2 separate regions of the Mus musculus genome follow, and region 1 is linked to region 2. The links are chromatin contacts, found by POLR2A ChIA-PET in ENCODE. All regions are on one chromosome and are shown on one strand. The core of a region is the stretch at or near the end of the contact, and the rest is flanking DNA. Distances in the headings are between cores, read along the strand shown.

Region 1 (2,700 bases), core at 185-2,684, 100 kb before region 2:
ATAGGGCGACCCTAGCCTTTTGAATTTGAAGGGCTGCTATCTCGGGCCCATTCTTTCCATCATCCTGTTTTGAATGACACTGAGCACGTATAGATTCTCTTATAAAAGCACCCCTAGGATGCTGGGCTCCTTTCTTCAAGCTGCTAGCTAATTTTGCATAGCAATTAGTACTGACTTCTCCAAGTCTGCAACCCAAACACCTCTCCAGAACGTTCCACAGTCCCTCCAAGGTCCAACTCTGCGCCATTAGATTTCAAACCAGAAGGCGAGGAACTTGCGTAATGATTAAATTCCCAATTTGTGTGAAGACACAATAATCTCTGACTACGCGTTAATTCCAACCTTAGGCCGCGACTGGGCAGCTAGGAGCCAGCATGTACGTCCTTTTAAAATCTATTCTACGTATTCACTGACCGCGCCGGGCCGGGCCACATGGTCCTCTCTCGCAGCCAGTCAGCTGTAGGCAGCAGATGGGATCATTTGCATTTTTCTTTTTAGACATTTTTTTTCCATCGGCAAATTAAAGGATTAAAAAAATTTTTTTTTCCGTTCTCATTGTTTACCAAAACCAGGCACGCAGCTTAAAAGTTGACTTGGGCTTTTCTTTTCCCTCCACCCCCACCCCAAGTCCCCGAAAGTTGGAGAACTGCGAGGGGTTGGTTTCTTATTTCTCAACTCCGACTCTGCAGTCCGGGAAACTAGGAGACGGTCGGTCTTAACTAACTCGGCGACTGGAGTCTCCCAGTTTTCCGCGCTGAGCCCCGTGGCTCTGAGTTGGTGGCATGAGGGTCCCCAAGCGCGTGCTTCGCTCCGCAGCCTCAAGCGGCAAAACTTGGGCTCTCGGAACTCAGGCTTTACGGGAGAGGGCGGCCACCCTGCCGGGGGAGTGGCCAGGGCTCCCCCAGAGCCCGGGGTCGCTCTCCAGTATACCCCCCCAACCACGAATCCATGCAGAACTGGAGGGGGGGCGCACCCCGAAGTCTTTGTGCCCGGCGTGGCACGGGAAGGTCCGTGCGATGGTGCGGCGCCACAGCCGAGCGCCCCAAAAGCGGGGGGCGCGGGCGGAAAAGACACGGCGCGTTGCCTCCCACCCCCACCCCCCGGGGTTAGAGAAAAAGTAGAGAAAGAGGCGCCGGGGCCACGCTCCAGCCCGGAGAGCACGTAGCCGAGAATGCCGCGGGGCGCTTTCCCGTGGGTGAGAGCCGCCCTGGTCCGCCGGCAGCCGGCGCGGGCCCACGTGGAGCCGCGCTGTGCAGGCCGAGCGCACCCGCCCCGCAGCGCGCCCCAGCTCCCCGCCGCGGTCGCTCACGCCCGAGCGCCGCCGCCGCCGCCGCCGCTGGTCCCGCGTGTGCCCCGCTGAGGGGGAGGGGCGGCGCGGTGGGGGCGGAGGGCTTGAGGTTCCACTGCAGCGGGGGCTCCTGTGTCCTTGTGCGGAAATGACACACGGAGTCCCGTCACGTCACGCGAGAGCGCAGCGCACGGACACACACAAAGAGAGGGGAAAATACACGGCGCCCGCCCGCCCGCCGCCCCCAGCCAGTCGGCGGGGCCGCCCCGGCCAGGCCCTGCGCGCTCGGCCCCCACTGCGGCCCGCGCGCCCGCCCCCCGCACGTGGCGCCCGAACTCGGCGCGGGTCCCGCTCCGCAAAGTAACAACTCTCGTCCCAGGTGAGTGTGGGCCCCGGTCGGGGCCGCCTGCGAGCGGCTCGCCGCCTCCGCGCGGGCTGGAAGGGGGAGCGGGCGCCCACGGGCTCGTCGCGCCCCATTGTGCCGCGCGCCCCTTTGTGCCCGCTCGGAACGCCGCGACTCCATGGCGTTCCGGGAGCACGCGCGCCGCGGCCAGGGAGGAGGAGGAGGGAGGGGAGGACGCACGGTGGAACGGTCCGCGCCGCCGCCGCCAGGCCGGCCCCACTCGCGCCGCGCGCCGGCTCTCCACCCCCGGCGGGCCGGCGATGGAGCGGCCGAGGGCCGCCGGGGAGCAACTGCGCGGCGCCGGAGCGCTCGCGTTCGACCGGCCTGTGGCGGCGATGGAGGGGTGTCAGAGGGAGCAGAAGGGCGGGGAGCCAGAGGCCGGAGAGCCGCCGCTCGGAGGGACGCTGCCCCGGGGAGGCAGCGGAGGGAGCGAGGCTGCCGGCGGCTGGGAGCGGGGTGCGGCGAGCCCCGCCGCCAGGGGGCGCGGCACCCTCCCGGGCCGTTCCACGGCGCTCCGTGGTTCCCGCTGCCCGGCTGGAGGCGGGTCCAGCGCGGCGCTCTGGGTGTGCACCCCAGCGAGCGCGAGGCCTTCCTGGCGGGCGGTGGAGCCGGGCCGGGGCGCTCGCCGCCCCTCGTGACTTGTGCCCGCCACGATCGACGTAATTTCCCACGCAGACTTGGCTCGGGCTGTGAGGCGCGGAGTTGTGAAGGCCTTGTGGGCTGGGACTCAACTCATCTGAGTTCTTTTTTTCTTTTTTTTTTAAGTTTGTCCTAAAGTAGAAGTTTGATCGCTCAGGTGGCCCGCTTGGGAGTATTTTGGAGGTGGAGGCCAACCAGAGATGCTCAGAATTAATGTTCACTGTTTGGAAGTCAGAGAACTTCCTTTTAGAAGTAACTTTTGAATGTTTTCCTACAAGTAACACGTCACTGAGTAGAGGGGAGGGTGCCAGAAATCTATAAAGACCCAGAAAACCCAGGCGAGTGGGGAACGTGTGGAAATGTCCCAGAT
Region 2 (2,722 bases), core at 117-2,616:
ACCCTGGGAGAGGAGCGCCGCCGTTGCTGGGCACAGAACGACCTTTCTATACAGTGTGCTAACTGTTAAACAGAAAGTTCACTGGCGCTATACAAAAATTCCTGTGCGCCCAAGCACACCTCACACGTGGAAAGTTACTGAGCGGTTGTGGCTGACTTGGTAAGGCTCAGGCAGCCACAAACCAACGACTGTGGAGTCCATTGTCAGCTTGCTGCCATAAAACTTTGTTTTTACGAGGCTGTTCTGCAAAAATTGAAATTTAAACAAATTTCCACCGTTGCTAGGTTTGCTTTGTTTTGCTTTAAGGTCTGTAAAACACGTGGGCTAAACTTTAAATAGGAAGGTCCTAAACCCTGTGATTAAAGATTAGAAAATATTCTACCACTAAGTTGTTTTAAAGTTTGCTTTGAAGTTTTCACAAAAGAAGGTCGAAAGAAAGATTCCACTAAAATGTACAGACGGATGACTAATCTTTCTGAATCGGTTTGTCAAATTACTTAAAGGCAACTATGGGTGGAAATGGCTTGAATAAGAAAGCGTTCGAACGCTGAGCAAGTACTGTGCCACAGAGGCAGAACAAGCACGTCCCCAGAAACGTGGAGAATACTGGGACCGAAACCCAGTCCCTCGCAATGTCCCGCCCCGTGGCCGAGCGCAGCTGGCTGTTGCCTAGGTCCGGTTGGATGCTCCCGGGTATGGCCGGGTGCGCGATGCTTGATGCAGCACTAGAGGAACTCAAAACACAAAGCAAGCAGCCAGGGGCGGCCGCCCAGCCGAGCATACTCACGGCTGGGGCCCGGGATCCTGGCGATCCCTGCCGTGCAGCCGCCAAGGGACAGTGCGTGGCGACGCCCGGTCTCCTCCTCGCCAACCCCGCGCACCACGGCCCGGGGACCTGCCAAGCCTGTCCCGTTCCCCCTTGCAGCCGGCACTTGACAAAAACCAGCCCTGAGCTCCGCGCAGTCTGCGCGGCGCCCGCGGCTTCGACTTTTCGTGTTGGGGGGTAAGATGGCAGGGCCGGGGAAACAAAGGAAACTTGGGCCGGCCGGCGTGTGTGGTTCGTGTGCTCGCCCCAGGTCCCGTGTGGGAGTCGCCTGCGCCTGTGCATGCAGCCTGCCCGGGGAAACCCTAGCTGTGCCAGAGCCCGGGGCGCCCGCCCACCTGCCGCGCTGGCCGCCCCGGGACATCCCAAGTCACCCCGGGCCGGTGCAGGCGGCGGGGGAGGGGCCGTGAGAGCCGCACAGGAGGGTGGGGGTGGGGGCGGGGAGGCGGCGGGGGAGGAGGAGAGCACGGGTGGGCGGGCGCCGCACGTCACGGCTATTGTGGCTGTCCCGGTATATAAGGTCCCGCCGGCCGGCCGCGCTCCCCACCTTGCCTGCGCCCGCGCGAGCTTAGCAGATCTCCACTTACCGAACATCTAGAGAGTCGCGCCGCGCGCCGACGGAGCGGACATGGGCAGAGCGATGGTGGCCAGGCTAGGGCTGGGGTTGCTGCTTCTGGCACTGCTCCTACCCACGCAGGTGAGACCCTGTTCTCGATTGGGCACTGGAGACGCGTCCTGGGGCTTGTGTGTGTGTGTTCGCGCGCGCGTAGGAGGGGCAAAGTCTTTGCCTCCGGCCAGGCACTGGGGTAGGGGGAGAATTTTGTGTAACTGACTTGGGGAACTCGTGGTGTGGATTCCCTCGAGAGAGCGCCCCCTTCCCTTCTCACGGAAGGTCTTCGCGCTCCCTGCGAACCACACAAAGAGAGGGAACGGTCCCCTTCGGGGGAGCGTGGCACACGCCCATCCTCCACCGTCCAAACTGGTTTGGAGATCACCCAGGAAGCCCTGGTTGTGGCTTTATCTCCCACAGGTCTTGAAGCTTAGTTAGGGACCTCCCGACTGCACAAACTCTCGCGGTGCGACCCCACACCTCCATCCCTGGCCACCTTAGGAGCCCCATCCCAACCTAGAATCCCCGGGCATTATAGAGACGGAGGGCAGGACTGTAGTGTCCCGATTCTCCGTCAGGCTTTGTCCTAGTCCACAGACGCTTCCTCTCTTAGATTTGTCCCGGGTACAGATCTTGCCCCCCAACGCCATGGGTGGCGCTGCTCTAGCTGCGTTAGGGTGAAGGCGCCGCGCCCAGAATGAGACCTGGAGCTGAGCCTGAGAGACTGGGACGGGACTCAGAGAATCCGACTGTAGCTTTTCACTGCGGTTGGTTCGCTTAGGGATGTCCCTAGGGCTTTTTGCCCCTGAAAAGTTGGGAGCGCCGGATTTTTGGTCCCTAGAGATCCAGGGTCCGGGCTCACCTGGGAGAGCAGCCCAAGAGCTTGAGGCGCGCTTCGTCTTCCCCTTCTCAGGCAGGGTAACTATACCCCATTGTCTTCTCGCTGCGGGTTGACTGTGCCCCGGGGCCTTTCTCAGTTCACCCGATCCCCCATCTAGGAGGGGCTGGGCATCGTGAAACTGGTTGGTCTCACTCAGATTCCCTTCTCCCCAGGGCGCCCCCCCCCCCCGAAATGTTGAGAGGGAGGTGTTGGTTAAACAAATCAAGGGAGATTGGTGGAGAAAAACTGTTTAATGCCAATTTAATAATTAACGTAAAATTTTGTTGATGGTGTTAGAGAGGACCTCTAGACTCAGACTGAACATTGGGCTCCTTTTTCATCATCATTATTATTATTATTTAGTTTTTTTGTCACCTGCTGTACTAAAAGCTCTTTGTATAAATGAAGA

The links. ChIA-PET counts read pairs that join two places held with the same protein, here RNA polymerase II (POLR2A).
Region 1: POLR2A ChIA-PET joins it to region 2 with 10 read pairs in embryonic stem cell. The contact joins the promoter of Bend3 here to the promoter of Cd24a in region 2. POLR2A ChIA-PET finds 5 or more read pairs at or near these places in 2 of 5 experiments (Patski and embryonic stem cell).

What each region holds. Positions count from the first base shown.
Region 1 is chr10:43,477,706-43,480,405 of GRCm38, forward strand. Bend3 (BEN domain containing 3) reads left to right here and starts at 1,435. Exons shown (of 4, transcript NM_199028.2): 1 at 1,435-1,667.
Region 2 is chr10:43,577,803-43,580,524 of GRCm38, forward strand. Cd24a (CD24a antigen) reads left to right here and starts at 1,367. Exons shown (of 2, transcript NM_009846.2): 1 at 1,367-1,520. The coding sequence starts at 1,452.